Regions from separate parts of the Homo sapiens genome. Here region 2 is linked to region 1. The links are chromatin loops, found by intact Hi-C in ENCODE. Cell type or tissue: CD4-positive, alpha-beta T cell. All regions are shown on one strand. Links, peaks and the distances in the headings refer to the core of each region. The heading gives the core; the rest is flanking DNA. Region 1 overlaps SREK1 (splicing regulatory glutamic acid and lysine rich protein 1). Region 2 overlaps MAST4 (microtubule associated serine/threonine kinase family member 4).

The links. A loop is a pair of places that touch in the nucleus more often than their neighbours do. Peaks named below come from ENCODE experiments on the same cell type or tissue, not always from the same donor. Only the 100,000 strongest peaks of a DNase experiment are listed, where the experiment ranks them.
Region 2: it touches region 1 in a loop (19-fold over the local background); 27 of 110 quality-filtered maps call a loop at or near these places.

The regions. Positions count from the first base shown.
Region 1 is chr5:66,164,384-66,180,700 of GRCh38, forward strand. It overlaps SREK1 (splicing regulatory glutamic acid and lysine rich protein 1), which reads left to right. Exons shown (of 12, transcript NM_001077199.3): 7 at 400-514; 8 at 5,668-5,787; 9 at 6,202-6,564; 10 at 10,563-10,658; 11 at 13,131-13,275; 12 at 14,336-16,317. The coding sequence ends at 14,485. Among named protein-coding and RNA genes, the nearest start is that of SREK1, 28 kb to the left of the region's middle. In CD4-positive, alpha-beta T cell, for the core only: CTCF peaks have their summits at 7,133 (motif pointing right), 9,822 and 10,125; DNase peaks (open chromatin) are centred at 5,348, 7,128 and 7,768; H3K27ac peaks cover 607 bases.
Region 2 is chr5:66,750,946-66,767,262 of GRCh38, forward strand. MAST4 (microtubule associated serine/threonine kinase family member 4) reads left to right here. Exons shown (of 29, transcript NM_001164664.2): 2 at 8,764-8,917. Among named protein-coding and RNA genes, the nearest start is that of MAST4, 160 kb to the left of the region's middle. In CD4-positive, alpha-beta T cell, for the core only: a CTCF peak has its summit at 6,492 (motif pointing left); a DNase peak (open chromatin) is centred at 6,476.

The sequences.
Region 1 (16,317 bases), core at 3,324-11,323:
TAATTAAAAAACCCATTCTAAAAACATCTAGGTGGTTTACATTTGAGCAGATTTTCTAAATCAACACTTAGAATTTAAGCTTCAAATTCTAGCAGAATAAGTGGAGAAAGGACTTAAAATCACTGTCACAGGAATTACAGACATGTTGTAATCGTACGTTACGGCAGCAACAAAATATTACGAACAGCTGTTTATAATCATCTGGTTTATATGTACTGCTGCAGGGTGGCTGCACTCAACGAGTTTATGCAATGACTTTCTTGGATGTTTCTGAAGGAGGAGGATGTACAGAGAGTAGGCCCCTTGCACTATATGTGGTACATTCCACTTGTGCCTGATTATTAACTGGGATCTTTAATTGTTCTGAGCTTACACTGCAAAGTGATTTTTTCCTCCCAGAGTCTGGAAAGAGCAATGAAAGAAAAGGCGGTCGATCTCGTTCCCATACTCGCTCAAAATCCAGGTCTAGCTCAAAATCCCATTCTAGAAGGAAAAGATCACAATCAAAACACAGGTGAGAATTTCTGCTGTCATATTTAAATTTTATTTTAGTTTTGTATTTAAAATATTAAGATTTTATGAGTTTTCGTCAAAATATCAGAAGTTAGAAATTTTAGTAGTGTACACCTGAAGTGTGGTTACCTTTAAATATTGTTCTAATTGTAATACTGTAGTTGAGAATGAAATTTTGTCTAATGATACTTAATTTTTAAATATTTGAACTTATCTTTATTTTTAGAAGTTAGTTTTGTGTCTAAAGATACTCTATTCCAGATTTTTCTAAGAGTAAACTAGTCTTTATATAGAAGTGACAAAAGCTGTTTTCATTCTTCATATTGAGAAAAGGGAACATCCTTAGTGACCATGCTGAAAATAATTGCTCAAGTTGCAGCTTTTTTGTTTTGTTTTCCCAGTCTATTCCAAGTTTGGGGAGCACCACCCCAGATCTTTCACGCAATTCCCTATTTTCAGTACCACGTATCCAAAGGAACACTTTGAGTCCTTGGTATTGCTGGTGATAAGAGCCTCCTCTGCCCACTTTTGGACCTGAAACACAGGAGTAACTTGCAGTTTCAGCTTCAGTTTTAGTACTTTGCTTAAGCTCTGTTTATCTTATTTTTGATCATAGCTTTGTCCTTTTGATTTTCTTTATCTGTCATTTCTTTGTCTTTGGTATAAAGGGGACCTTAAAATGCAAATTTGGCAATACCATCCTAATTGGAAGTACCCTAAAGATCATTACTAAAGTTACAAATTTTGTTGTCTATTTTAAGGTACGGAGGGGGCTGTTTTTGAAATGTGAAAGTATGTATAGTGGATCCTAATTGCATGTTATGTGTACATACGTACTCCTATGTATGTCTTGAGAGAGCAGGGAGGGAAGAGTGTATCTGTGTATGTTGGGATTTTAAAGAAGGAGAAAGGATTTGGGGGAGGGAAAAGGAACCAGTTTGTTGTACATTGTTTTACCAGCAGGCTCAGTTTACTTTGTTTTTGTGTGTGTGTGTGTTGATCAAGGAGATTCAAAGAATGAGGAAAAATAGGATGTTCTTTCTTAGATTCTAGTAAACAAGTATACACCAGATATACTAGTGTATACTTGTCTATTCTTAGTTTGCAAAATCTCCTTTGGAATATGGTTTTACTGCGTTTATCCAAGGACTTACAGTAAGACACTTTCAGAACCAAGTGAAGGAGGTTGTTTCACATACAAGAATAAGGCAGTGCAGCAGAGGCCAGAATCAGGAAAGGACAGTGGAACAGAAGCTGCAGTGATACTAGACTGTGGATATTTCCATATGTTGACAGGATGTGGTGAGGGTAAAGGAGATCAAGGAAATAATAGAATTGGGCTGAAGAGTAATATTACAACTTCTTTTCTGAGGAAGACTGATGACCTGGATCTCATATTGTGTTGATTGTAAGAGAGAGCTAATGTCCAAGACTGGAACAAGACAAAACTTGATGATGAATAAAATTGTTGTTTCTTTGATCATCTAAGTGAAGTTTTATGTGCTTTATGTAGATATGTCTATACAGATGTACACACAATGTCTGCGTAGCATTAGAAATAATGTATATATATTCCTTTTTTTTCCCCCCCCAAGATGCAGTTTCAGTCCGTTGCCGAGGCTGGAGTGCAGTAGCTTGATCTCGGCTCACTGCAACCTCCACCTCCCAGGCACAAGTGATCCTCCCACCTCAGCTTCTCGAGTAGCTAAGCCACAGACACGCACCACCACGCCTGGCTAATTTTGTATTTTTTGTAGAAACGGGGTTTTATCATACTGCCCAGGTTGGTCTTGAACTCCTGAGCTCAAGCGATCCTCCCACCTTGGCCTCCAAAAGTGCTGGGATTATAGGCATGGTATACATGTTCTTAACTGACATATATACATACATACATACTTTTGTCAGCATATTCTGTTTTTGTGCATGCATGTGGAAACATGTAGCCTTAAGTTCAAGAACAAATACAAAAGAGAGAATGAGTTATCTTTAAATGAGAAAAAAAAAATTCCTTACCTAAAAACATTTAACTTAAAGATTCTGACCTGGAAGGATCCCACTATCCCCCAGAAATCAGGAAGGGAATGATAGGCCTTTCTTGACATTTCCTCCTCTGCTAGTGGGAGTTGTTGTCCTTGAATCTCACCCTGACCTATTAGACTTAGCATGAGCGTGGGTTGCAGGAACCCTTTAACTTAAAGGCCCACCTTCTACTTTTTCACCATTTTCAAATGCTTCTAGAGCCATGCTTCCTACCTCCCAACCCTCCCCCACAGCCTTTCCCTGTTCCTTCCGCTTCTTATGGTTAGAGAGAGGAAGGGGTTTCTTGTCACTGTGACCTTGGCTAGGACTAGGGAGGTATGTTTCCATTTTATCCAAGTTTTGATGCCTGTTTTATTTATTGAGACATAGAAAAGATGGATAGTACTATAATTGTTATAATTTTAAGTAACCTTTATAGATTAGAACAGGAACTGTAAGACATTTTATAATATTTTAATGGAAAACAACTGATTTACAAATGAACTTTGATGCAGCATAATGGTAAGTTGCTGGTTTTTTACAGTTTAATTTAAAAATAAGATTTTGCATTATTCAGAATAATACAATTTCGCATTAAAAATGAGAGTTAATGATAAATCTTTAGTTAGATTAGATCTGCTCTTGACTACTTCTAGCATTCTTAATCAGAAAACTACTAGTGGGTAAGATTGACGTGAAAATATTTAACGTCACAGTTAAAATGTAATAATTACTCTTAGTCACTGTCTTTTGACATCTCAATTGCAGGGTAAGGTTGGAAGCCAAGTGATCAGTGCTTTTTATTATTAACTTATTTATGAGAGTTATACTTAATTTTTAAAAATAAGTTTTGCTTAAGGTTGGTGGAAAGCATTGCTTTGAGGAAAACAAAAGAATTATATTTTTAGCAAGGACAACTTAAAACAGAAATCTTATAGTAAGACTTTTTATTAAGTATGTAGAAGCAAAGGCACTTTAAAAGATTACCCTATGTGGATATCTGTAAACGGACTAATAATGTTCTCAGTTTTGCAGTTTTGCCTTAACATCTACTCCTTAACTTTCATGGCTCTTAAGTACTAGTGATAAAGATTTCAGCAAGCTATGAATTATCTTCTTGTATTAAAAACATGGTATGTGATTTCTTATCTAGGGTCTTTGGAAAAAAATAAAATAAAAAATAATGTGGTATGTTGAACCAAGTGAGGCTAAAAAAAAAAAATATGGAATGAAGACAATTGTATATTATTTTTACAGCCAAATAGTAGATGAGTAGTTTAAATGGAAATTAGCTATTGAAATTTTGATTTGTAATGTTGATTAGTATTTTAATCAGAATTTTGACTAACTGAAAAATGTGTTTAAAAACAAAAGATTTTGTTATTAATGAGGATTATTTGGAGGTTTTTCTGGTTTCAAAGCATACCACAAAACATGGTCTTTTTCTTTTTTCTTTTATTTTTTTGCGATAGAATCTTGCTGTGTTGCCCAGGCTGGAGTGCAGTGGAGCGACCTCAGCTCATTGCAACCTCTGCCCCCCGGGTTCAGTTGATTCTCCCACCTCAGCTTCCTCAGTAACTGGGAATACAGGTGCATGCCACCATACCCAGCTAATTTTTGTATTTTTAGTAGAGACGGGTTTCACTATGTTTGGCAAGGCTGATCTTGAAATCCTGACCTCAAGGCAGGTGGACCTCAAGTACCACCTGCCTCGGCCTCCCAGAGTGCTGGGATTACAGGTGTGAGCCACTGTGCCCAGCCCAACTATATTTCTTTTACTGATAATTGTTCTAAATTTATTAAAACATGACTATCAAGATGAGTTTTAGCTGTATAAAGGATACTTATAGAAGTTCATTCAGCTTCCTTGGAATACGTACATAAGGATATAAAGTTTACATTTATGTTAACTTTTAATGATGATGACATTGAGAGTTAAGATTTTTAAACATTTATTTTGTGCTAGAGAATACTACGCAGTTTTACATACATCATCAGTTGTAATCCTCATGACAGCCCTAAGAGATGCAGGTATGATTGCTACTCCACTTTATAGAGGAAGAAACTCAGGCTTGGAGAGGTTAAGTGACTAGCCAGAGTTCTCACAGGTAGCGTGTGGCAGAGCTGACTTTCAGAGCCAGATTGTCAGACTCCAAAGCTGTTGAGTCTAATCACTTTGCTATTTAAGTTGTGTACATCTGTTTTGTTACAATTTAATAAGCAGTTAGGATACCTCGTTATGAAAAAAATCACATTCTCAAAAAACTTTTTCAGTGAGAAAGGGGGCCTAGTCCAAATTGGAATAACAGTTACTTTTCCTGCAATTAAACGTTTCCTGCAGTTAACAGTTTCTTTTCATACAGGTTGAGACTCACAAATTTGAAAATCTGAAATTCAAAAGGCTTCAAAACTTTTTGAGCGCTTTCGTGATGCTCAAAGGAAATGCTCACTGGAGCATTTTGGATTTTTCAGTTGTGTGTTTGGGATGCTCAACCAGTTTTATGCGTGTGTATATATAGAATGCAAATATTCGAAAATCTCCAAAAATGTGAAATTCAAAACACTTTTGGTTCCAAGCATTTCACATAAGGGATACTCAACTGGTAGCTATGATTATAGTTACAGCTATAAAATCAAGGCATTGCAAATCCAATATTTGATTATATCTAGTTTTAACTTATGAGTAATGATTTTTATTTTCCTGTCACAGTGGCGCTGTCATTAGGACTGTGCTTCCTTTTATATATTCTTTTTGTTTGTTATGACAGACAGCACACATTCACAGGAACTACTCAACCACGTAACCACTACTCCCTGTCATGATGTGTTATGACCAGATTACATGCAAGTCAACAGGGAAAAATCTTCTATACTGATTTGAGGCATAAAATGACTAGCAAAAGCCACATCTGAAAATATACGAAATAACTGTTAAATTCTTTGTTTCTGTCTCTGTTCTAGACAATGAAATATCCGGTAAAGTTTCCAGTAAATGTATTTCAGATTATGTAACTAAAGTATTATTTAAGAGAAATTTTTAAAATATTGTTAAATACTGTTAGGATAGATTTTAAATTTTCTTGTTTGAAAGATCGTAAATTAAGTTTTGATATTCTAACAATTTTTTTTCTTTAGGAGTAGATCCCATAATAGATCACGTTCAAGACAGAAAGACAGACGTAGATCTAAGAGCCCACATAAAAAACGCTCTAAATCAAGGGAGAGACGGAAGTCAAGGAGTCGTTCGCATTCACGGTGAGTTTTAGAGAAATTAACAATAATTTTTTTTTCCTCAGAGTTCTGTTAGTGCTAAGGGATAATATTTTAATTGGCTTCATTTGTTAAAAATCTGTTGTGGTTTAGGTTTTTAATGAGAGAAATTAAACCTTTTTTATTGTTTTAGTAATCTAGGATTAATATTGATTGCCAGTGATCTGAATCTGATGTCAGTGTGACTCATGAGGTTTCCAAACTACTCAGTTCAGCTTGCGTAGTATGAATAGCTTTGTTTAGCAGCTTCTTGTACACCTGAGCTATATAAAAATGTATATGTAAATGTCTGTAGGTACTATAAATTGTCTTGTGTTGGTAATTGTTGAAGAGAGAGAGGTCTTTTTGGAGGAGGTAGAACTATTTTAGTTATGAATTTATTTATTTTTGTTTTTAAAGGGACAAGAGAAAAGACACTCGAGAAAAGATCAAGGAAAAGGAAAGAGTGAAAGAGAAAGACAGGGAAAAGGAGAGAGAGAGGGAAAAGGAACGTGAAAAAGAAAAGGAACGGGGTAAAAACAAAGACCGGGACAAGGAACGGGAAAAGGACCGGGAAAAAGACAAGGAAAAGGACAGAGAGAGAGAACGGGAAAAAGAGCATGAGAAGGATCGAGACAAAGAGAAGGAAAAGGAACAGGACAAAGAAAAGGAACGAGAAAAAGACAGATCCAAAGAGATAGATGAAAAAAGAAAGAAGGATAAAAAATCCAGAACACCACCCAGGAGTTACAATGCATCGCGAAGATCTCGTAGTTCCAGCAGGTTTGATAATGCTTAAAATTTTTACAAAGGGATTTGCTGATGACAATTGGAAACAAAATTTTTTACGGAGGGAGAAAAGGTTACTGTACGCAAGTGGAACCTGTAAAGTAATATAAGAACATTTTCTCCTAATTTCAGAGTAAACATTTCTCTAGCAGAGTGGGGAAAGAGATGATACTGGGCAACATTATTTGAAGAGTTTTAGCTATTCTTTGTAACCACTATTTTAATAGAATAATAATAATTGTTATTTTCTTAGAGGGTGGGATGGCAGGGAAAGGTACTTTTTTTAAAAAGCACATTAAGAATTTGCGTCTTAGGCTTTTTCCTGAACTTTTTTTGAATGGTGTGATTAATTTTAATATGTAAAATGATTGCTGAAGTTGCAGTGTTAGCCCTCTTTGTCACCTAAGTTAATTTTTATCCTTATTTTGTTAAGTGCATAACATTTAAATTTTGGTCGTGTTTTATTTTGTCAGTTTTAAGGGTTAGAGTTTTTCCTTAGGACCGTGATTTCAGTTTATTAATAGCTTTACTACCACCAGGTGGCAGCAAGTTGCCATAGTAACAGCTGTACAATGAGAACAACTTTTGAGATTTAAGATTATCTAAACCCACATCCTTTACTTCAGATGATACCATGACTGTAAATGGAAGTTCCTAACTTATACTACACTATCTTAAAAATACTAAATATATATATTAGCAAATTTTTGAAGATTTTTAAAGATGGTTTTTTAATAGAAAATAATTTGAGATAAAGGAATATATGTTTCCCATTTTTAAAACTTGTGCTTTAGTAGTTTATTTTTAATACCAGCCTTTGACTAGATAATAAAAGATAATCGTAGACATTTATTGTGCACTTTACTGTATGCCAGACATGATGTCAGTAGACTTTTTCATGTCTCACCTTATTTAATCCTCACAACAGGCCTGGGAGAAGATTATTATCATCACTGTTTTAAAACATGAGGAAGCTGACGCTCTGTATGAGAAGTATAGTAGCCCTTTTCCTTTATTTTAGAGATTAAGTTTGAGAATTCTCTAGTACTTGTACTTACTTTTAAAAACTACCTCAGAAGCATAAAGTTGAAAGCAGTAGTATATGTTAAAACAAGGCTCAAAATAAACAGATCACTGCTGGATTTCAGCACATTGAACCACAGATTGAAGAATTAATGTAACCTCCTTTGCTGTGGGTACTGGTTTGAGCCTTGTAACCACACCTTTACTGCAAAGTGATTTTATTGATTCTGTGTCACACATGCCTTTGTGTTTCTGTGATTGTTTAGACATTACCTTTCACAGCACCAAATACTATTTTCATTCCTTTTTAATAACGAATTTACTTTTTTTGATGACATGGGAATGTTTAACTTTTTCTCGGGCCATTTTAAGTTGTTTGGTGTAGAGGAAAGTTCAAGTGTTCACATTCATTCCTAAATATATATGTATATATTTTTTGAAACAGAGTCTTGCTCATCGCCCAGGCTGGAGTGCAGTGTCATGATCTTGACCCACTGCAACCTCCCCCTCCTCGGTTCACGTGATTCTTGTACCTCAGCCTCCCGAGTAGCTGGGATTACAGGTGTGCACCACCATGCCTGGCTAATTTTTGTATTTTTAGTAGAGATGGAGTTTCACCATATTGGCCAGGTTGATCTTGAACTCCTGGCCTCAAGTGATCTGCCCTCCTTGGCCTCCCAAAGTGCTGGGATTACAGGCATCAGTCACTGCACCTGGCTCAAATACATTCTTCAGTAACAACTGGGGCCTTGAGAATAAAAGATGACTGACATTAGTTTATAAAGGCAGCAGTTTGGAATGTTTCATGCTTTCAGAAGAGCTTGGTAAAGAGTTACAATTTCTTTGAATTTTTTTTTTTTTTTTTTTTTTTTTAGACAGAGTGTCACTTTGTCACCCAGGCTAGAATGCAGTGGCACAATATCTGCTCACTGCAACCTCTGCCTCCTGGGTTCAGCGATTCTCCTGCCTTAGCTTCCTGAGTAGCTGGAATTACAGGCGTGTGCCACCACACTCAACTGATTTTTGTATTTTATTTAATAGAGATGGGGTTTCACCATGTTGGCCAGGCTGGTCTCAAACTCCTGACCTCAGGTGATCCACCCGCCTCAGCCTCCCAAAGTGCTGGAATTACAGACGTGAGCCGCCACCGCCCCCAGCCAAGAGTTACAATTTCTTGTCTTTTAGCATTTTTCTGCTTTTCAAATGTTCTGATTTGTTTACTAAATGGAGAATATTTTAACTGTTCAAAAAATAGTTAATATTTTTATTTCTAACATTGTCTCCTAATTTATACTTTTAAAGAAAATGATATTAAATAATTTTTTAATGCTTAAATTTACTGTCATTAAAGGTGATACCAAGAAAGGGAAGGAAAAAACAATATTTATTGAGCACCTACTCTGTGTCACACTCTATGCTTTGCACATTACAGATTTTATCCTAAATCCTCAACAACCTAATAAAACTTGAATTATTAATTGTCTTTATTTTTCAGTTGAAAAACAGATTAGGTTAAGTAATATGATCCTGGTTGTATAGCTGGGTAAGGTGTATAACTCAAATTTAAGTCTAAATCTCACCAACTTTAGTTGTTAATACAATTTCTTTCTCAAGTAATTGTCTAGATTGCTGTCTATGGAGACTTTCCTCTCATTATCGTCAGCTAGTAGGTATTAGACATCCACTTGTACATAGTGCTTTCTGAACAAATAAGTAAAAGAATTACACTGATAAAGGCAGAGCGATTTTGTGTAATCTTAAAGTCTGGAATACGCTGACATTCACATGCTTTGAAAAAAGTATTTTTGGTTCTTAGGCTGAGCTGTTAAGAGAATGTCATTGATGTAATCAAATAATGTATCTAATTTCCACATTAGAAGTGTAATTGTGGAGTGTCTTGGGAATAAAAGTGGGTAATGGAGGAGAGAGTCTTAGGTAGAGGTAGAATTGAGTTGTGTTCTCAGAGTTCTTGAGCTTTGTATTTTAATACATATTATATATACCGTGTGAGCATTTTTTATTTTAGAAATGAAAAACTTAAATTATTTTATTAGTCTCTTAGAATCAGTTTCCTGAAATGGTAAGGATAACATGAATTCCAGAGGATTTGGTTTTTTAGCTATGTGGTCACTGATTATCAGAACTTGTGAGATAGATCATTGGGTATGTCCTCGTACCATATCCCTTAAATTATAGACCTAGTGAAGTTCATTGTTTCTGAGTTGAAGTAGTTTAGAATATGTATCATTTGCTAATCTGATAAGCAAAATGGTTTTTAATAATAATAACGTAATCTATTTTATAATTATTCCTGTCATATTTACTTTTCAGATTGTAACTGTTTTGCTTACATCTAAGCAACTTGTACACTAAATTTTAAATTAATAGAACAACAGTAATGAAATGATAGGAGGTTGGAGGGAAAAGCAATTTCTCTCTAAAATGATAGTAATGTAAATGCTTTTTAAGTAGACATTGTTGATAATTGGGTATAGAAAGTTCACATTTTACAAGCCAGTTTATGTTTCAGTTTTTGAAAAGGGCCTGTTACTTTGTTATAATCCACAGTGGGGCAGCAAGGAGCTAGATACATGACAAAGGATTTGATAAGCAAAACTTGTTTTAGCTGCTGAGAAAATACACTTGAGAGAAGCAGAAACGCCACGCCATTAATATTTTTTCTACTGAAGAAATTGTTCAAATAAACGAGGTGAAAAGGAGGAGGTCTTCTACTCTTCCTAATATGAAGTCTTAGATGATGTTTTCATCAGTCTGTAAAATTTATGGTTCATAATTTGACCCACTCTAAAGTTAGGTAATTGAACATGCTCATAAAGGACATAAGTTTAAACTGGCCTCTAAAGAATACTGTTCATATGAGAATATCAAGGACCCTTTTGCTTTTGTATATTTGAATTGCCGTTTATTTCAATTGCTGTTTTTAAAAATGATGTGTTTTTGATTTTCAGGGAAAGGCGTAGGAGGAGGAGCAGGAGTTCTTCCAGATCGCCAAGAACATCAAAAACCATAAAAAGGAAATCTTCTAGATCTCCGTCCCCCAGGAGGTAGGTTGGGAGCTTGTGCTAAAACTAAACAGGAGAAAGCAATAAATATTTTTTGAAATTTTAAATTTCTCTCTTTATTTTTTAAACTTTATATTTTGAATGAATAATACATATGCATTATTCAGAAATTAAAGATAAAAGTTATGTATCAGGAAGTCTTAATTTCCACTCTTGCCCATCTACACTGTTCCCAGAAGTAATGACTTCGTGAGGTTTTTTTGTATATGCTTCCAGTTTCATATACAGATAACAAGATGAGAATGTATCATTTTTTTCTAATACAAGAAGCAACACAGAATACACACTGTTGTGCCCTTGGTTTTGTCATTTAACTACCAGGAAGTCTTTTTGTCACTTAACTTACCAGGTCAGAGAGAGCTTCTTCAATTCCTTTTTATAATTGCGTAGGCTTCCGTTGTATGGCCATACCTTAGTTTTTTAACTAGGCTACAGTAGAAGGGGTTTTTTGAATTTTTTTTACCATAAATTATGTAATGCTGTAATGAATAGCTTTGGACTTAAGTTGTTTTTAGTGTGCATGTGTGTAGGAAAAATCTCAAGAAATGGCATTGTTAAGTTAGATAATAAGCATGTTTGTAATTTTTGAGAGATATTTCCTAATTATCCTCTATAAGAGTTGGCAGCAGTTTGCACTCTTAATTATGAGAGAAGTGACCACTTCATAGATTTGAAAGCCATTTGTATTTCTTTTTCTGCGAATTGTCTGTATACTCTGCCCATTTTCCTGTTGGCCTTTTTGTTTCCTTTTCTATTTCCAAGAACTCTTTTATATTAGGGAGCTTATTGTTTAGTGATGTGATTATAAATAACATTCTCAGTTTGCTGTTTCTTTTAAAAAATTGTTTGTGAGACTTGATTTTACAAAGGTTTTTCATTTTTAAAATAACTTTCTCTTTTTCTTTTATGACTTCTTATGTGAGTCAAAAACTGATAAAAGGCTTTTCCTATTCCAAGATTATGATAGAACTTTCCCATTGTTCCTTCTTGTACTTTTATGGTTTTATATTTTGCAGTTAAATCTCTGGTTAGAGTCTTATTCTTGTGTACAATATGGCAAATGGGTTCAGTTTTATTTTACAAATGCTTCCGTGTTGTTGCAGTACCATTTGTTAAAAACTCAATTTTTCTAACATTAGTTTGATATGTTGCCTTTGTCATGTGCTGTGTTTTTCTGTGTGTTTGGGTCTATTTCTGGGTCTTCTGTGCCCTTGGATTGGTTTGACTGGCCGTTCATGTGCCAGTGTCCCACCCTTTTAATTATTGAGATTATACCGTATTTTTAAGTATTTGGCAAGGCCTGTTCTCTATACCCCTCATTGCTTTTTTGAGTATAGTTAGCTTTCCTTTCAGTGGTTATTTTTCTGCTTGAACATGAGTCAGTTGTCTGCATTCCAGAAATAAAACCTATTGATGATTTGTGTTACAGTTGCATTCGATTTATAAATTAACTTAGGGAAAATTGATAAACAGGTTTATTAATAAAGATTCATGATGACAAGTCGTCTGTCCAGGAATATGGTGTATCTGATGAGATCGGGCATGCTCAGGGTGATATGGCTGTAGACAAGGAATGTGGTATATCTTATTAGGCCATCATTAGTGTTTTCAGAAATATTTCATCGTTTGTTTCATACAGGCTTTATGCATTTCTTAATTCCTAGAAATTTTTGTTGTTGTTGCTGTTGGAAATGAGGTATTTTCTTTCATTATGTTTAATTGGAGGTTAGGTTTGTACATAGGAAAGTTATTGATTTCTGTATATTTATTTTTTTAATCCCACTGCCTTACTAATTGGTTATGGTTTTTTAGGTGATTTTCTGTGATTTTCCAGCAGAGGGGTCTTTTGTTTATTTGCTTATAGGTTTTTGGCTTTTGTGAGAATAACGGAAGGCTTAGGATACTATAGATGCAGGCCATGTTTGTATTTTTGAAACAAATACTTTACCCAGGAAAGTCAAAACTTTTCTCTTATGAACTGAAATTAGACAAAAAGATACATTCAGAAAATGTCACTCCTGTCTCCATTCCATCTGCCTTGTTCCCATTCACCCTGTGTAATTGACCAATCATTTGATTGTCTTTCCTTTGTTTCTCTTTGCGAAATGAGGCGGATACATATTCATTTGGTTTTATTTTCTCCTTATTGCAGTACATAAACAAATATTGAATATTCGAAAACTATTAAATAGGCTATGCCAAATAGTGTTTTATGAGAACATATGGTGGCCTCTGCCAAAATGACTTGTGTATCCTTAAGAAACTAACTGGGGTAAGGGTGGGGTAGGTCAGGTTGTAGGGCTCATTTATGTTACTTTGCAAACCAGCTTACTGTTGATGCTTATTAACAATGCATTATTTTAGATATCCAGTGTTAGAAAAGGATATTTTGTCAAGAATATAATAGATCTTACAATTTCTTAGAATTTAACTGACATATCAATATTCTTATAGCAGAAATAAGAAGGATAAAAAGAGAGAAAAAGAAAGGGACCACATCAGTGAAAGAAGAGAGAGAGAACGTTCAACGTCTATGAGAAAGAGTTCTAATGATAGAGATGGGAAGGAGAAGTTGGAGAAGAACAGTACTTCACTTAAAGTAAGCAGCAGTCATTCGGTGTCTGGCACTTGAAATGGTTCTTTATTGCATACAAATGGTTTTAGACTGAAAGCTCTTTGGGGAACAGTGTCTTGTACATTGTTGGCATTTTATGGCATTTTAAAATATTTAAAATATTTAATTGGTAATTTAAAAAAACTAAATGTTGAAGAGATAAGAGCCAATTAAAACTAAAAAAACTAAGTTAAATCCTAACATGGCATGCAATAAGAAAAATTTAAGAAATCAACAGTAACAAATGTATTTGATTTTATGTAGATAGGATTTCTGCCTGATGCCATTTTCCTCAATTTATGTTTCAGCAAGTTTGAAAAGACTTTGTGTAGTTAACATTAGGTTTGTTGGGTTAGAATACCTAATGGAAAACCACATTCCACCAAGTGAGCTTTTTTGTCACTTGGATAAATACTTCAAGTAGTTGTGAATTAAGTTACTTACACTGGTAAAGTATATTTGTATTTGGAAATTATGAATTTTGGAACATCTATCTTATAGTTTTATGTACTGTAATACTGATAGACGATTATCATCATCATCAATAACATTGATAACATTTATTAAGCATTTACGATGTGCCGGGCACTGTTTGTTCTCATTTAACTCTTTTAAATTGAGGGTAGAAATTGGAGTGCTCTTGAACAGCCTTTTCCAGGAGGCATAGTGACTTCCTTTTCCACATTTCCTTATTTTTGCTGCATTGGTTTGCAGATTAAAAATCTATCCTGGCATCCTTGGAAATTATTTCACTCTTTCAATAGATCTGTCTCCGTTTTTCAAGTCTGTCAGCAACATTTATTGAGCACTTGCTTAAAATTTCTGTTCACCAATTCTAATTTAATTTCCATGGATTGTCCATCTTTTATGAGAACACAAAGGGGAAATTGATAGTGTTTGCATATTCATTTTGTGTGAAAACGTAATGAGAGAAAATCATACCCAGTTTTTTAAATTTGCAAAAGATAAAGTTTCACATTTTTGTCGTCATAGCAGGCAGTTCTTGAGGAAAATATTAAATGCATACCTTAATTACTCATTGTAGGAGAAAGAGCACAATAAAGAACCAGATTCAAGTGTGAGCAAAGAAGTAGATGACAAGGATGCACCAAGGACTGAGGAAAACAAAATACAGCACAATGGGAATTGTCAGCTGAATGAAGAAAACCTCTCTACCAAAACAGAAGCAGTATAGGACCGACAAGTGTACCTCTGCACTCAATGCTGGAATCAAATCCAAAGCTTTTAATTCTCTCAACAAGATGTAAACAGGAAAGAAATCTAGTTGAGCATGAAGATAGGATCTAACAGCTTTTCCAGTTGTTAGATGACTTTGTGGCCATCTTGTTATTGAGTAAGAAAATAAAGCATGGACATCATGAAAATAACAGATGTTACCCAAACTCATCTTCTAAAATCTGTGCATTTCCATGGTGGCTGACACACTTGTCATGTGGTCTGTTAGTGTTTGCCAAGAACCATTGCAAATAAATTGAACATCAAAGATCCAAGTTTGTACTATCCCTAAAGACTGGAGATAAGCATTGGAGGCTCTTTTAAAAAATGCTAGTTACTGAATTTTGTATTGTTTTACTTTTTTTTTTATTTCAATATATACAGTTTGATGATGTGCTTGAAATTGGTGCAAATATATACACACCCTTGTAAGTGCAAAGTATGTAAGAAGTTTTAACATTTACTTCACAGGACTTGTGATTGTGTTAAATTCTCACTATTGTGTTTTCTTTTGCTCACTGTTTAGGACAATTTTTCTTTAAAATAGTTTTGCAGATTAAAATTGCTTAAATAAGTGGATTAAAAAACTGACAATGCATGCTACTGTTCTCTTTCAAAAGGAAGAGCAACCGTGTTGAATACTAATAATGATGAATTAGTATTCAGTGTTTAGAATCATTGGGACTACCCACAAAGTGAGCATTTCTTTTTAAATTTTCTTGACATTTCCAAGCTTATTATGAATAATATTGCAGTGTGTCTTGTCAGCTGTAGGTGGCAAAGGTGCCCTTATAAAAAAGGAAACTGGCTTTTCAAAATGGGCTATGGGAGCACAAGCTGAAGCTTTAGTGCCTTCTACAATGTGGTATACTGTTTTCTAGAATTTTATATGTGCTAGTCATTCTCAATTCATATGGAATCTAGATGGATATTTCATGCATACCCATAGAGAAGTGTGTAAGTGATATGTCAGAAGAGCTTCTTACTGATTTCACCTAAAATGAGAAGGAAGTCCTGTTTTCAAGAATGACATTAGAGTCATGCAGCTTTGGGACCATCAGTTTTATACTGTGATAATTGAAAATGAAACATGTTCTTATTTTCCTTAAATTGAAGAAAACCCTTTAGTTGTCTACATTGGATGGCCTTATTACCTCTCAATCATCTTTTCATAAATGATGTGCAGAAATTGTACTTAAGGACTTAGGAGTATATGGGAGGTTATTGGTTTTATGTTTAAGGATACGTTTACTTGAGTTTAAGATACAGGTCATCCATCATTCTTAGGCTCACTTTTTACAGAAAGTATGCAAATAGTAAAGTGACAGCACTGCTAATGTTTTTCCCCAGTACTATAACTTGTGGTTTCTGAACTCATTATTGTTGTATTTCCAAAAAAGTAATACCTTTTAATTAGTGTATTAAAAGTTAAGTATAATTATTTTAATGCAATCTAATACAATCAGATTACTCAGTTGCCTTACCTCATGGGAAGAGTTACTTTTTTAGATCTAAAAAGCTGAATAGCATGTTAGTTACTTGGTTTCAACTTGAGTTTTCTTTTAATGTTAATAAGATTGAAACTTTAGTATTTAGTGGGGAATGGAAAGAGTTGCCCTTGTTGCAAGTAATGAAGCCTGATTTGATTATGAAGCTGCTTAATCACTCTTCATGTGTTCAGAATTACTGTTTTTTTTGTTTGTTTTTCCTTTTTGTCACTGTGTACATTAAAATTTTGGAAGATGCTTTACTATGTAAAGTATAGATGGTCATTTTAATCATTCAGCCACA
Region 2 (16,317 bases), core at 3,478-11,477, 590 kb after region 1:
TCTGAGAACAGGCAGACTGCCTTCTCAAGTGGGTCCCTGACCCCTGACCCCCAAGCAGCCTAACTGGGAGGCACCCCCCAGCAGGGGCACACTGACATCTCACACGGCAGGGTATTCGAACAGACCTGCAGCTGAGGGTCCTGTCTGTTGGAAGGAAAACTAACAAACAGAAAGGACATCCACACCCAAAACCCATCTGTACATCACCATCATCAAAGACCAAAAGTAGATAAAACCACAAAGATGGGGAAAAAACAGAACAGAAAAACTGGAAACTCTAAAAAGCAGAGCGCCTCTCCTCCTCCAAAGGAATGCAGTTCCTCACCAGCAACGGAACAAAGCTGGATGGAGAATGACTTTGACGAGCTGAGAGAAGAAGGCTTCAGACAATCAAATTACTCTGAGCTACAGGAGGACATTCAAACCAAAGGCAAAGAAGTTGAAAACTGAAAAAAATTTAGAAGAATGTATAACTAGAATAACCAATACAGAGAAGTGCTTAAAGGAGCTGATGGAGCTGAAAACCAAGGCTCGAGAACTATGTGAAGAATTCAGAAGCCTCAGGAGCCGATGTGATCAACTGGAAGAAAGGGTGTCAGCGATGGAAGATGAAATGAATGAAATGAAGCGAGAAGGGAAGTTTAGAGAAAAAAGAATAAAAAGAAATGAGCAAAGCCTCCAAGAAATATGGGACTATGTGAAAAGACCAAATCTATGTCTGATTGGTGTACCTGAAAGTGATGCGGAGAATGGAACCAAGTTGGAAAACACTCTGCAGGATATTATCCAGGAGAACTTCCCCAGTCTAGCAAGGCAGGCCAACGTTCAGATTCAGGAAATACAGAGAACGCCACAAAGATACTCCTCGAGAAGAGCAACTCCAAGACACATAATTGTCAGATTCACCAAAGTTGAAATGAAGGAAAAAATGTTAAGGGCAGCCAGAGAGAAAGGTCGGGTTACCCTCAAAGGGAAGCCCATCAGACTAACAGCGGATCTCTGGGCAGAAACCCTACAAGCCAGAAGAGAGTGGGGGCCAATATTCAACATTCTTAAAGAAAAGAATTTTCAACCCAGAATTTCATATCCAGCCAAACTAAGCTTCGTAAGTGAAGGAGAAATAAAATCCTTTACAGACAAGCAAATGCTGAGAAATTTTGTCACCACTAGGCCTGCCCTAAAAGAGCTCCTGAAGGAAACACTAAACATGGAAAGGAACAACCGGTACCAGCTGCTGCAAAATCATGGCAAAATGTAAAGACCGTCAAGACTAGAAAGAAACTGCATCAACTAATGAGCAAAATAACCAGCTAACATCATAATGACAGGATCAAATTCACACATAACAATATTAACTTTAAATGTCAATGGACTAAATGCTCCAATTAAAAGACACAGACTGGCAAATTGGATAAAGAGTCCAGACCCATCAGTGGGCTGTATTCAGGAAACCCATCTCATGTGCAGAGACACACATAGGCTCAAAATAAAAGGATGGAGGAAGATCTACCAAGCAAATGGAAAACAAAAAAAGGCAGGGGTTGCAATCCTAGTCTCTGATAAAACAGACTTTAAACCAACAAAGATCAAAAGAGACAAAGAAGGCCATTACATAATGGTAAAGGGATCAATTCAACAAGAAGAGCTAACTATCCTAAATATATATGCACCCAATACAGGAGCATCCAGATTCATAAAGCAAGTCCTGAGTGACCTACAAAGAGACTTAGACTCCCACACATTAATAATGGGAGACTTTAACACCCCACTGTCAACATTAGACAGATCAACAAGACAGAAAGTCAACAAGGATACCCAGGAATTGAACTCAGCTCTGCACCAAGCGGACCTAATAGACATCTACAGAACTCTCCACCCCAAATCAACAGAATATACATTTTTTTCAGCACCACACCACACCCACACCTATTCCAAAATTGACCACATAGTTGGAAGTAAAGCTCTCCTCAGCAAATGTAAAAGAACAGAAATTATAACAAACTATCTCTCAGACCACAGTGCAATCAAACTAGAACTCAGGATTAAGAATCTCACTCAAAACTGCTCAACTACATGGAAACTGAACAACCTGCTCCTGAATGACTACTGGGTACATAACGAAATGAAGGCAGAAATAAAGATGTTCTTTGAAACCAACGAGAACAAAGACACAACATACCAGAATCTCTGGGACGCATTCAAAGCAGTGTGTAGAGGGAAACTTATAGCACTAAATGCCCAAAAGAGAAAGCAGGAAAGATCCAAAATTGACACCCTAATATCACAATTAAGAGAACTAGAAAAGCAAGAGCAAACACATTCAAAAGCTAGCAGAAGGCAAGAAATAACTAAAATCGAGCAGAACTGAAGGAAATAGAGACACAAAAAACCCTTCAAAAAATTAATGAATCCAGGAGCTGGTTTTTTGAAAGGATCAACAAAATTGATAGACCGCTAGCAAGACTAATAAAGAAAAAAAGAGAGAAGAATCAAATAGACGCAATAAAAAATGATAAAGGGGATATCACCACCGATCCCACAGAAATACAAACTACCATCAGAGAATACTACAAACACCTCGACGCAAATAAACTAGAAAATCTAGAAGAAATGGATAAATTCCTCAATGCATACACCCTCCTAAGACTAAACCAGGAAGAAGTTGAATCTCTGAATAGACCAATAACAGGCTCTGAAATTGTGGCAATAATCAATAGCTTACCAACCAAACAGAGTCCAGGACCAGATGGATTCACAGCCGAATTCTACCAGAGGTACAAGGAGGAACTGGTACCATTCCTTCTGAAACTATTCCAATCAATAGAAAAAGAGGGAATCCTCCCTAACTCATTTGATGAGGCCAGCATCATCCTGATACCAAAGCCAGGCAGAGACACAACCAAAAAAGAGAATTTTAGACCAATATCCCTGATGAACACTGACGCAAAAATCCTGAATAAAATACTGGCAAACCGAATCCAGCAGCACATCAAAAAGCTTATCCACCATGATCAAGTGGGCTTCATCCCTGGGATGCAAGGCTGGTTCAATATATGCAAATCAATAAATGTAATCCATCACATAAACAGAACCAAAGACAAAAACCACATGATTATATCAATAGATGCAGAAAAGGCCTTTGACAAAATTCAACAACCCCTCATGCTAAAAACGCTCAATAAATTAGGTACTGATGGGACGTATCTCAAAATAATAAGAGCTATCTATGACAAACCCACAGCCAATATCATACTGAATGGGCAAAAACTGGAAGAGGAGTGGAGTAGGAAAAGATTGGATTGATTTGGACAAATATATATGCTAGCAGGGATACAGTTAAAAAGTTCAATGGTTATTTAGGAATTACCTTTGGAGTTAGCTGTGTTCAAAAATTAGCATATTAGTTTGGTATATGGAACAGATTCTTTCAAATGATGTGGTTTGCCATAACCTAAGGGTCTTTTCCACACATGAAGTGTTCAGTTTTTCAAAATACTAGAGACTCACTTTAGTTTCCAGTATGTCACCTTGAATAACAATTAATATAATTTTATTCTATTTTTTCAATAATTAAAGCCCTTTATGGCATGTGTTTTCTATTTTTTTCCTGTTATATTTTAAAGTACATATCAGAGATTTGCAATTGATTTGCTCTTTCCACCAATATTTACAGGTGCTTTTTATGTAGTTTGCAGTGTTCTAGGGATACAGCAGTGGACAAAACAATATAGTGCATAATTTCATGTAACTTTAATTTTAGCAGGGGGAGAAGAGCAAGAAACAAGTACCAAAGATCTCATATGTCATGTGGTGATAGATGCTCTGAAGAAAAATAAGAACAAGGAATAAAGGTTGAGCGTGCTGTTTTACATAGGCATTTACAGAGGGCATCCCAGGAAGAGTGACATTTGAATAGAGACCCAGAGGACAGAGGGGGCACAATAGCTAATATCTGGAATGTGTCGCAGGTAGAGGAAATGATAAATGTAAGGTCCTGGGTGGGAAGAGCCTGGGGCATCCAAGGTCTGGCAAGAGACCAAGGTGGATCGAGTGGAGTGGCAGGAGCTGGGACTAGAGAGAAGGACTCCAGCTGTGGAATTGGAGCATCTGGCTTCATTTTAGAAGGGTCACTGCTGTGGTTCTGAGAGGATGGAAGCACAGAGACCTCTTGAGATGCTATTGCAAGAGAGAAAGGGGATGGCAGGGACAAGGGTGGTAGGCATAGAAATGGTGAAGTGATCTTGGGTGTATTTTGGAAGTTGAGCCTGGAGGATTTACTAGTTGGATATGGAGTGTGAAAGAGAAGTTAAGAACAACTGAAAGATTTTGTGACCTGAGTAGCTAGAGAAAACAGAATTGCCATTTACTGAAATTGGAAAAAGCTTTCTCTTTCTGCTTATATGACCACTGTTAATATTTAAAAACTATGAATTACAGAACCCATGTGCTTGGGAATAGAAGTGTCTGAAAATGAGGTCGGAGAAAATTGTCAGTTAAGAGGCTGAAAGTTCTGTTTGTGGACAGTTCTAATATGCCTTTTTATAGACAGATGGGTGGTATTACTAGGGCATATAGCCGTAGATAAAGAAATCTGTGGTGCTTATTTGCAGATGGTCGTGATGGTGATGGCGGAGACATTAACAAAAATTAGATCGAGGCTTGTAAATGATGTGCCTTCATTTTTACTTTTTAAAATTTATTCTTTTAATTGAAAAATAAAAATTCTACATATGTATATGCATCATAATGTCTTAAAATATGTATGTGTTGTGGAATGGCTAAATCAAGCTAATTAACATATGTATTACCTCACATGCTTATTTTTGGGGAGTGAGAACACTTAAATCTACTCTGTGATTTTCAAGAATACAGTACATTGCTATTAAATGTTAACTATGTGCTTTTAATTCATCTTCATTGATATGGCCAAGCCACAATGTCATCGTGGAGGATCTGTTTTTTTCTCAGCCTGATAATTTGTAAAACAGCATATAATGGGTGGGGGCAGTAAATACAGAAAATCTAGGTATAGAATTCTGGTGATTGGCATTTCTATAGAACTGACAGTTTTGGAAACTTTCTTTCAATTCTGCCTCACACTTCCCTTGGTTATATACCTTTTATCCCTTAAGATGCTAACATGTTTCCTGTGATAAACTGCTAGCAAGAGCGGGTGTACATCCCTCACTTGTAGGTGGTGTCCTGTGCCCCTGTCTGACTTCTGCATTCAATAATATTAAAGGAATCCTTCCAAATTTTCTATGGCTCTTGTTGGAGGTGGTAAGAACTAACGTAGGAAATTTTAAGCAAATCCAGTCACACAAATCAGTATTTACTATTGGTGCATGAGGTAAGGACATATTGCTGTTTCAATGCAAGATACTTTGTGGCCAGCAGCATGTAGGTGACCACGGAGTAGGACCTGGCCCTCTAGGAGTACACAGCCTGCTTAGGGAGAGGAACCACAAGTATTTGAAGCAGGGGTATCATGCCCAGGCTTAGATGCCCTTGAACATCAGTGAAAGTTTCAAGACAGCCTCTGTCTTTAGTTCAACTCCTTGTAGTATGAAGACTTTGGGAGTCTGGAAAAGTTGGAAAACATTAAAATGGAATCATTTAAAGGACGAAGTCCAAAGTGACATGTTTGATGTCTACCATAAGCTCTAGGGTGTGATGAAGTGTCTTAAAAGGGATCATGAGTATTTGACTCAGGACAAAAAATGAAAAATAAATTGCAGGGCTGCAGTGGACCGTTTTGAGAAGCTTTGACTAATTGTAGAAAGAATAGTAAAGCCACTGACAACAGAGCAAATTTGGAAAAATGATCTATTTAGAGAGAGCCTGTTGGGAGTGTGATCGGATGTGAAGAGGAAATGGGATCTTGGAGCACTGCACTATGCTTATAGGTTTTCTGCTCATACTGTGCCTGAAACATTGGCAGCCCTCACAGTTCACTGCCTCAGTTTTCCCAGATTTAAAATAATACTCCCTTCTTGTGATTTTGATTAAAAACCTTGGCTTGTGGACTAACAGCTCATGTCTATATATGTGCGATATGTGATGAATTAGGTTTTTTTTCTGTTTTCTCCTTGATTTCCTTCTCTTTCTTCCACATTTGTTTCATGTCTTTTATGGCTTTCCTATTTAGGAATTATCTTCTTTCCTCTGCTTGTTTTTCTACCCGCTGTTAATTTGTGATACAGCAGTCTTCCCCAGAGTAATTAATTGTAATTCTACAAGCTGAAAAAATTTAACATCAGGTGAAAAATAAGTAGCAGATGCTGATGAACCTTAAATGAGAAATATTTGTATTTTATGCAGCTGTCACTCATAATTAAGAGAAAATAAGTAAGTAGAATGGACCCTAACTTGTTTGATTGCTTCACAGGGTAGGCATCCATTCTTAGTGCATTTACTAGGACTATTAAATAGTAGCTGTTATGGAACATTTTGTTCAATGTCTATGGCACATTGCCACCTTGTGGCTGCAGATTTGTCTTGTGATGTAAAAGTAAATTTTTTAATGTTAAGTCTACCTGATATAATCTTATGTTACATTTTTCCTGGTATTTATACGTTACCTTGCTCACAAAAGATTTGAGACACCTTATAAGACTACATAGAATATAGGATAAGAGAACTTGAGAGAATATTCTTGTTCTTAGAACAGGCATGTTGAAGTATTGAAGTATTTGGAGGGGGGTGAAGAATCATACTGCCTGCAACCAACAGTCCCCGTGCATGTGTGAAGAGGAGAGAGAGCAAAAACGGTGTGACAAAAGGTTAACTCGCCACTGAGAATATGGGTGTTTACCGTTCCTGTAACTTTTCTGTAGTTGCAAATGTTTTTCTGAAAAGTTTCTAATTTAAAAATTGGCAGAAAAAATAATTGGGGTATGAGCACAAAATGGAGCCAAAAAGGAGGCAAAAATAACCTCTACATTCTTTAATGATCTGACTCTAGATGAACTCAGTGATTTGGTTCTGCATTTTCTAGAGGCTATATGGAAACTTCTCCTTGGAGGCCCTCCTAAATAGGACACTGATGTAATAAACAGCAGCCCTCGACAAATACCTTGTGATAAGTTCAGCTCTGCATTTGAAAGGGTGTGTTTTTTTTTTTTCCTTTTTCCCAAGTGCACTCTGGAGTCCCTTTTTCCTACTGATCTGGCTTTGATCTTGGAGTGGATGGGCTGCTAGTTCTTCAAGGGCCTCTCACTAAAATACTGACCGGCAATGAGTGTGAGATGGTACTTACAGAGAAGTGCTTGAAATCCAGGTGTTAGGTCTTACTAATGAATACAGTTATGCTTAGGGGAATCTTTTAGCAGCTAAGCCGATGAGGTCTGTTCTATCTCAACTAACTTGGGAAGGGTTGCTCATAAACAGGATCAAATTTCCTTTTGTGTAATAGTTTTATAGAACTATTATTATTAAATAAATAGAAATAAATATTTCTATTTATTTAATTATTTTTTATTTATTTTTTGAGATGGGGTCTTGCTCTGTTGCTCATGCTGGAGTGCAGTGCTGCAGTCATGGCTCACTGTAGACTTGACCTCCTGGACTCAAGAGAGTCTCCTGCCTTGGCTTCCCAAAATGCTAGGATTACTGATGTGAGCCACTGCGCTCCGCCTGTGCAATGACTTTGAATATGATGCAGTGCATGGACAGACAAAATGGATGACCTAGTCTCCAGATTTCTATTTCTTATAAATACATCCATGATAATCTTCACCTGAAAAAATTTGACAAGTATAACCAGGTGATCACCTCTTTTCCCCATGAAAACAAAACAAATCTCAGTGAAGCGGCTCTTAAAATGCCCGGCTTTGAATAATGTTACTTGACTCTTCTGTTTTTAAATTTCTACAGAGTTAACCTTTTTATGTACTTTTTTGAGGGATCTTTAATAACTAACTGGAAGTATGTAGGTGTATATGAAAATTTTTGTCCTTTGCAGCTGTCTTAGACACATATTCATATGTACTTACTTGAAGGTGAACATTTTAGATGGTATGGCTCTATTAAGTATGAGAGGCTTTCTTACAAAAACAGGCAGATCTTGAAATAAGTGTTGTGACACAAGGGATTCTTTTGTAGAATGCTGTCTCTTGAAGTGACTTTGGTTTCTCTGATTCTTGTGACAGGTTTTCTTTTAAAAAGCTATAAAGTGACGTAGGGATGTATTGATTTCCATTAAGGGCTAGGGTACTTAGAAATTTCTCTCCTGTACAACATATATTTGTGAGCAATATGTGAATTTTCTTTTGTAACCCACTAAAGAGAGTGATCTATTGCTTCTCTACAGAGCGACAATCTTCAATTTTGGGGGAGACCATGTACAGAAAGACATGTTTTATATAGTGACCTAGGATACACACACATACACGTATAACTGAATAAAACATTTCATGAAACAATCCTTTCCCTTTCTTCATTGGACTGTGATAATTTCTGTTCTATTGCATTAAAAAACACCAGTCACAATCTACCAAACTTGATTTCATGACCCACTAATGTGCTGTGACCCACAGTTTGAAAATCACTGCTGTCGAGATTTTGCAGCAAGCCAGACTCTCTTTCGGAAGGAAGATGTGACAGTGAAATTCTAAATTCTCTAACGTAGCAAAATTGAACACAGTGTTGGGAGAATGGAGTTTGAGAAGGAAAAGAAAGGAAGAAAAAGTGTGAATGATTGGTCTTTCATTCTAGGCTGTGTTGATGCCCTAGCCAGTGATGCCATTCTTCCTCTTTCTGCAGCTTGACCACATATTATCCCCTCCACCCATGCCGTTTCGGAAATGCAGCAACCCAGATGTGGCTTCTGGCCCTGGAAAATCACTGAAGTATAAAAGACAGCTGAGTGAGGATGGAAGACAGCTAAGGCGAGGGAGCCTGGGAGGAGCCCTGACTGGTGAGTCGCAGCGGCTTGGATGAGAGAAGGAATTGCATTTCTTTACAAGGTCCTGCATGGCCCCAGAGTTCCACATGTAATCAGCTTTCTTAAGAATGGGCCTGCCTCTGCAGACCATTTCATAAAAATCTTATCTAATCCAGAAAGCAGTTAAATTGAAAATTTTATTAATAAACTTTGCTGAAATATAATTTACATGCAGTGACAATATCCCCTATTTATTTATTTATTTATTTATTTATTTATTTATTTATTTATTTATTTTTTGAGACAGAGTCTCGCTCCGTTGCTAGGCTGGAGTGCAGTGGTGTGGCATGATCTCGGCTCACTGCAACCTCCGCCTCCCAGGTTCAAGCGATTCTCCTGCCTCAGCCTCCTGAGTAGCTGGGATTACAGGCACACACCACCACGCCCAGCTAATTTTTGTATTTTTATTGGAGACGGGGTTTCACCGTGTTGGCCAAGATGGTCGTGATCTCTTGACCTCGTGATCTGCCTGCCGTGGCCTCCCAAAGTGCTGGGATTACAGGTGTGAGCCACCGCACCCGGCCAATATCCCCAATTTTAAGTTTATGTTTGGATGGATTTTTGCAAATTTATACCTCAGTTTAACTACTGCCGTGATCAGGATATAAAATGTTTCCCATGCTCTTCCTAGTCAAACCCACCCTCTACTTCCACCCTCAACTCCAAATCCTTGGCCCTAGGCAGCCATAGATCTGCTCTGTTATTATAGATTAGATAGACCTTATCAAGGGGTTTACATTAATGGAAGCAGAGTATCTACTCCTTTGGTCTGGATTCTTTTGCTCAGTGTGATGTTTTTAAGATTCACCCATGTTGTTGCGTGTGTTAGTAGCGTATGTTTAACTTTATAAAATTAGGTTCTAGTGTTCTATACTACTGTAGGATAACTGTAATTAACAAATATATATAATTTCAAATAGCTAGAGGAATGATATTGAATGTTCCCAACACAAAGAAATGATAAATGTTTGAGATATGATGAATATGCTAACTACCCTGATCTGATCGCTATACATTATATGATTGGAACATCACTAGTACCTCATGAATATGTATAAATTATTCTTTGTTAATAAAAATAAAATTAGAAAAGAAACTGCTAAACGGTTTTCTAAAATTGTGCCATTTTACATTCCTGACAGGTATGGATGAACGATCCAATTGCTGTGCGTTCTTGCTAACCTGTGGTATTGCCAGTTTTAAAAATTTTAGCCATTTTCAGTGTTACATAGATGTATCACATTGTGGGTTTCATTTATGTTTCCTTGGTGACTAGATAATCTAGAACACCTTTTCAAGTGCTTATTGGACAATTATTTGTGTCTCGTGAAGTATTGGTTCAATTCTTTCACCCCTTTTTAAATTTCATTGTTAAAATTGAGAAATTTTCAAATCCAGAAAACTCACAAATTATTTTTGACTGCAAAATACCCAAATTAAGATAAGTTAAAGCCTAGCTTTTAAAAGGTAACTCACCACTTAAAATTGTATGTTATTAACTATATACCACTGAAAGCTGGATTTCTGTTATTTCATCAGAGTACTTTTTCCTCTAGATATAAATATTTTCACGGAACTTTGTTTCTTAAAATCCCCAAACAGAGTTTTCTTTCTACATGATGGTCTTGTCTACCAGTTTAAAAATGGCCTGGAAAGTAAGTTGAATTACTCATTTTTTTTTTTTTTGGAGAACTATGGATTTTGACGTTTTGAAGATGAAATTTCTGGGAACAGAAGTGCTACTGCCACATGATTAGTGGAGTCTGGGACATCTGACCCTGTGTGCCACTCTGCTGGAACAAAAGGCCAAACTACCTCAGGCCAAGGGGGAGAAATTCATCAAAAAAACTGCTGCAGTTTAAGGCAAATCTTTTCCCTTGAGTTTACTGATGCTCTTCTAATGCTTGTTAGGATATTTTTCTTTGCTTTCATTTCATAAATGCAGACTATTTGCTTTTTAAAGTAGGAGATCCCAAAGATTATTCTCTTGTAGGTAAGAAAATTAAATCTTAAAGGTTAAAAGACTCATCCTTTTATTTATTAATTTCACTTAGGAAATTTACTTACCTTGATTCAACTATTTTTGATAGATAGGAGGGGCAGTAATTATTCTATCCATTTTTGCTAAAGCAGTTTACATAAAGCTTTAAAATAATGCAAGGGTATGGCTGTTGATCAGATATATGATCTCAAACATGAAATTTGGCCTTTAGCTTTGAAAATAAATAGCCGGACTTGATTCTCTTGTCATAATTTTAACAGCTCTAGCAAGTCAATCCTTAGACAATTAGTTCGCTACACAATTACTTTTGGTAACTAAGTCTTTGGTCAGATAATTTTTTTAAATGTTTAATAGTCCTTAGAAGAGCTAAAAAAAAAATCCATCGAACGTCAGCCTGTTTTTGAAGACAGTTCCTTGAAAATTATATTAGAATATGAAAAAAACATTTTTAATTGTTCCTCTGTATGGTTTAGCTGAAGATTTAATGAAATAATATACACAAAGCAGCTAGCCCAGGCAGCTGTTAGTATTATGTGCATAACTAATTGAATTTGGGGGGATTTGGAGTTGATGGGTGGCATGGGCTCATGGAAATGAGTTTGGTACCCTTATCGACTGGCTTGCTACTTGGTGTTAGGCACTGTGTTCATGTCAGGCTAGTGTCAGATGTTGGAGCACAGAGAAGACAGCATCTTCCCTGATCTTTAAAAAATGTGTTTTCCACTAGTTTTAGGTAACCAAATAATCACATGTGATCTCATCTTGGGACATACCCTGTTGCTAAACTTAAAATAAGTCTTACTGGTTTTTCCATCAGAGGCCCATGCCTGATCTAATCTGTTACTTAACAACTGACCACCTTCTCATTGTTTTACTTTGTTTTAATCCAAGGATCTTTTCTTTGGCAGCATTCTGCTTTCCTTAAAACAAAGATTTTTAGTTTATGGTTGGACAGTTTTGCCAACCAATTATCCTTGATAAGGTTCACTAAACTTTTAGCTTTTTGAAAGGAAGATCTGTGATCAATTTATATATTTATCCCTTATAATGATAGCTAATATTAAAAGCTTACTGTGTAGCAGGCATTGTGTTTAGGGAATTATATTTACTGGCTTATTTAATCCTTATAACATCTGTGTGTGTCTATGAGGGAGACACTGTTAGCTCATTTTACACATGAGAACACTGAGGCACAAGCAGGTTGAGTAACTTCCTTGAGGTCACAGTCCTCACAACAGAAGGCGAGGATTTGAACCCAGGCATCATGGCTCCAGAGTTCATGCTCACAACTGCTACACTGTTCCTAGCATAGTCAGTACCTAGTAGGTTTTAAATAAACTCTTAATTCCAGCAGTATTAACTGGAGTGAATCTTAGGTGGGAAAATTGTTCACTCAGTTAAAATTTGTGGTTGGCTCAATCTGTAGGGCTCCCAGTCGTTTAATTGTAAAAATAAAGTAAAACTAGGCAATTAGTACATATTTAAAACCTTAAAATTCACACATTGGTCGACCCAGAAATTTGACTTCTCAGAATTCATCACAAGGAAACAGTCATATGTCAAGAGAATTAACCTTAGTTATATATAAAGCAGTACCATTTATAATAATTAAAATTTCATATTATCTAAATAGCTGGCAAATGAATACTGCTTAAACATATTATGGTACGCACATAAAATGGAAAACAATTGTAAACATTAAAGGTCATATTATAAAAAATATGTTTTAATATTGAAAGAGACTCACAATATATTAATGTGAAATCCCATTGTTAAATGGTCTCATAGTGTCTCATACTACCTAAGACTTACTGTATTTGTAATTAAATAATTGTATACAGACGGTCCCCCACTTACTATGGTTTGGCTTTTGACTTTTCAACTTTATGATGAGTTTAGTGGGGTATGAAATGCATTATTGACTTAAGATATTTTTTACTTCTGATGGGTTTATCTGGATGTAACCCCACTGTAAGATGAGGAGCATCTGTCTTTACTGAGGAGGAGGAAAACAATTACTTTCTGCTAAGGAATTTTCTCAAATTGGAGTGATGGTTGAGTAGGCTTCCTTTAAAAATGGGCAAGTGAAGGATGCTATGGCCTTTTTTGTACACTGCAGCTTAATCCACGAGATAGTTTTTGAACCCGAGTTTTTCTGTGGCATTTGGTGGTGTATCAGTCAGCAACAGTAATGTTGCATAACTGCAAACATCTCAATGGTAGACAACAAGAAGTATTTTTTTCTTGTTCAGATGGCTATAGGTTAGTTGGGGTTTGGCTGTAGGTCACTCTGGGCCCTACTGGGCTTGGTTCCAGGTTGCAGTTTGGGTCCAGATTTGTTCTATGTGTCTACCTTCTTCTTTAGACCAGCAGCTACCAAAGGCATCATCTCCTTATGAAAGACAGGAGCATGAGAGGGCAAGTTCTCCTGTACAGGCACATTTCAAGGTTCTGCTGGTGTCATATCTGCTAATTTTATATTGGCTAATGCAAACGGCATGGTGAAGCCCAGAGACAAGGGGTAGAAGCACACTTCACTTGATACCTTGTCCAGGATGCAGGTACAGTCATGTGCCACATAAAGTCATTTTGGTCAGTGATGGGCCATATATATGACAGTGGTCCCATAAGATTATAATGGAACTGAAAAGCTCCTATTATATGGTAATGTCTAGATGATCCTGACTCTGCATAGGCCTAGGCTAATGTGTTTGTGTCTTAGTTTTTAAACAAAAAAGTTTAAAAAGTAAAAGAAAAAAATAGAAAAAAAAGCTTATAGAATAAGGATATAAAGAAGAAAATGTTTTTGTACAGCTCTGCAATGTGTTTGTATTTTAAGCTAAGTGTTATTACAAAAGTCAGAAAGTTTAAAATTAAGAAGTTTATAAAGTAAAAGTTACAGTAGGATAAGGTTAACTTATTAAAGAAAGAAAAATATCTTTTAAATCAGTGTAGCCTAAGTGTACATTGTTTCTAAAGTCTACGGTGATGTCCTAGGTCTTCACATTCACTCACTACTCACTGACTCCCTGGTAGCAACTTCTATTCCTGCAGACTCTATTCATGGCAAGTATCCTATACAGGTGTACCACTTTTTATCTTTTATATTTTAAGGTAGCTTTTCTATGTTTAGATATGCACATACTGATCATTGTGTTGCAGTTGCCTACAGTATTAGGTGCAGTTGCATGCTATACACGTTTGTAGCCTAGGAGTAATAGGCTATATACCCTGTAGTTTGGTTGCACAGTAGGCTACACCATCTAAGTTTGCATAAGTACACCCTATGATGTTTGCACAATGACAGAATTGCCTAAGGAAGCATTTCTCAGAATGTATACTTTTTGCTAAGCAATGCATGACTGTATATACAGTTGTCCCTCAGTAGCCACAGATTCCAGGTTCCAGGATACCGAAGTTCATAGTTGCTCAAGTCACTGATATAAAATGGTGTAGTATTTGCATGTAACCTATGCATATCCTCCTGTAAGCTTTAAATCATCTCTGGGTGATTTATATCACCTAATACAATGTAAATATTAATATTCTATAAATAATTGCTGTACTGTATTTTAACATTTGTATCACTTTTATCGTATCAATATTTATGTTTTTTCCGAATATTTTTGATCCACAGTTCGTTGAATCTGGATGTGACAGCTGACTGTAATGTTACTTCAGGGGAGTAAAGAATTGGAACTGATAATTCAGTCTATCCTAGTTAGCTTCTTAAAAAAAATCTTTTACAATAAAATATTTTATTTAACTATTTTTAAGTTTCAAAGTAATATGTATTCAATGTAGACAATTTAGAAAATACAGAACAGTATAATGAAAAAGCCCAAAACCCCATAATTTCACTATGCATAGACACTCATGATTGAAATGTTTGCATTTTCCTCCCTAGCTAAACTTTTGAATCACTAAGGGCATTAGATTAAAGACGAGAAAATAACCAGTGCCCTTTTTGCAGGGCTGGCATTTAAACAATAGACCTGGAGCTCACTATGCACATTACTGCCTGGATTTTTATTTTAGAGGCTGATGTGTTTCCTGTCTTGAAGGTCCACAGCTTGCTAAATAAGCACCTAGAAGCCTCATGTAAACATTGACTGAGCTTTGGAGCCCCCTGATGAGGAAGTGCAGCATTATTCTAATCATTATAGAGACCCTTAAGTCTGGGTATTGTTGGTAATATGCCTCACAGCTCACAGTGAGGAAGCTGCAGAATGAAGGACAGAATCTTGGGATCTTGAATCCTGGCTTCTTGATATGCAAATGCATGCCCCAAATCCTTGTCCTGCATTCTACAGCTGTGATGTATGTTACAGCCGTAACAGCCAGAGAATGAGTGCTGCTTTTCTCCACGAAGAGAGTTGTGTTTTTTTTCCCCCCAAATGTTTGGGTTGGTTGGAATGTAAAAGAAAGACAAAAATCTATATATATGTGTATAACATGCACATAATAATAAGAAATCAGCTTTGCAGACAATATAAACTAGAATTTTAAAGCTGTTAGAATCATGACGTTCTATCTTGGGAAGAAAGTTGAGAGGGTTTTCTTTTTTGGACTATAGAAATCAATTTGGAATAACGTCTGAAAATTTTTAAAACGGCATTTTTTAGTGTTTTTTTTTTACTTAGAGAAAGGAACAACACAATCCCAGAAAACATTCTTTCATTTAAAATTAACCTGGAAGCTATTGCTTTTAATTACTCTGTAGTACCCAATGGGTTTCTCATCCTAAAGACCTCCTTAGCTTAGTGGGCAAGCCTGAAATAATTCAGATTAAAGATAATTTATATAAAGTATGGCTGTTTTATGGGTAGCTTTGGTATTTACTAAATATCACACTTAAATACAACTTAAACTTTCCTATACACTCCAGATTTCTTCAGTTTTGTAGCACCATCAAAAGAATGCCTGTATAAAAATGGTGTGTGTTAAGATAATGCTACATGCTATGACAAGCAAACCAGAAAATATCAATGGCTTAACACAATAGTAGTTTATTTCTTGCTCATGTAGTAATTCAAAGTAAATGTTTGGGTTCATAGGCAACTTTCCTCCCGTGGTGACTCAGGGACCCACATTCCATCTTCTGGTTTTGCTCTTCTTAATAGCCTTGAGGTACCGTTTCCAGTTGGCAGAAGTGGAAAGAGAGAGGAGAAACCCTTCTGACTTCTTAAAAGTCCCAGCCTGGAAGAGACATGCTAATTTCCGTTCCTATTCTTTTAGAAAGATCTAATCACATGGTCACAGATGAATGTAAAGTGCACGTGTGTGTGTGTGTGTGTGTGTGTGTGTGTGTGTGTGTGTGTGTGTGGTGCTAGGGAAATATGGTCCCTGCTGGCCTTGCCTCAGCATTCAG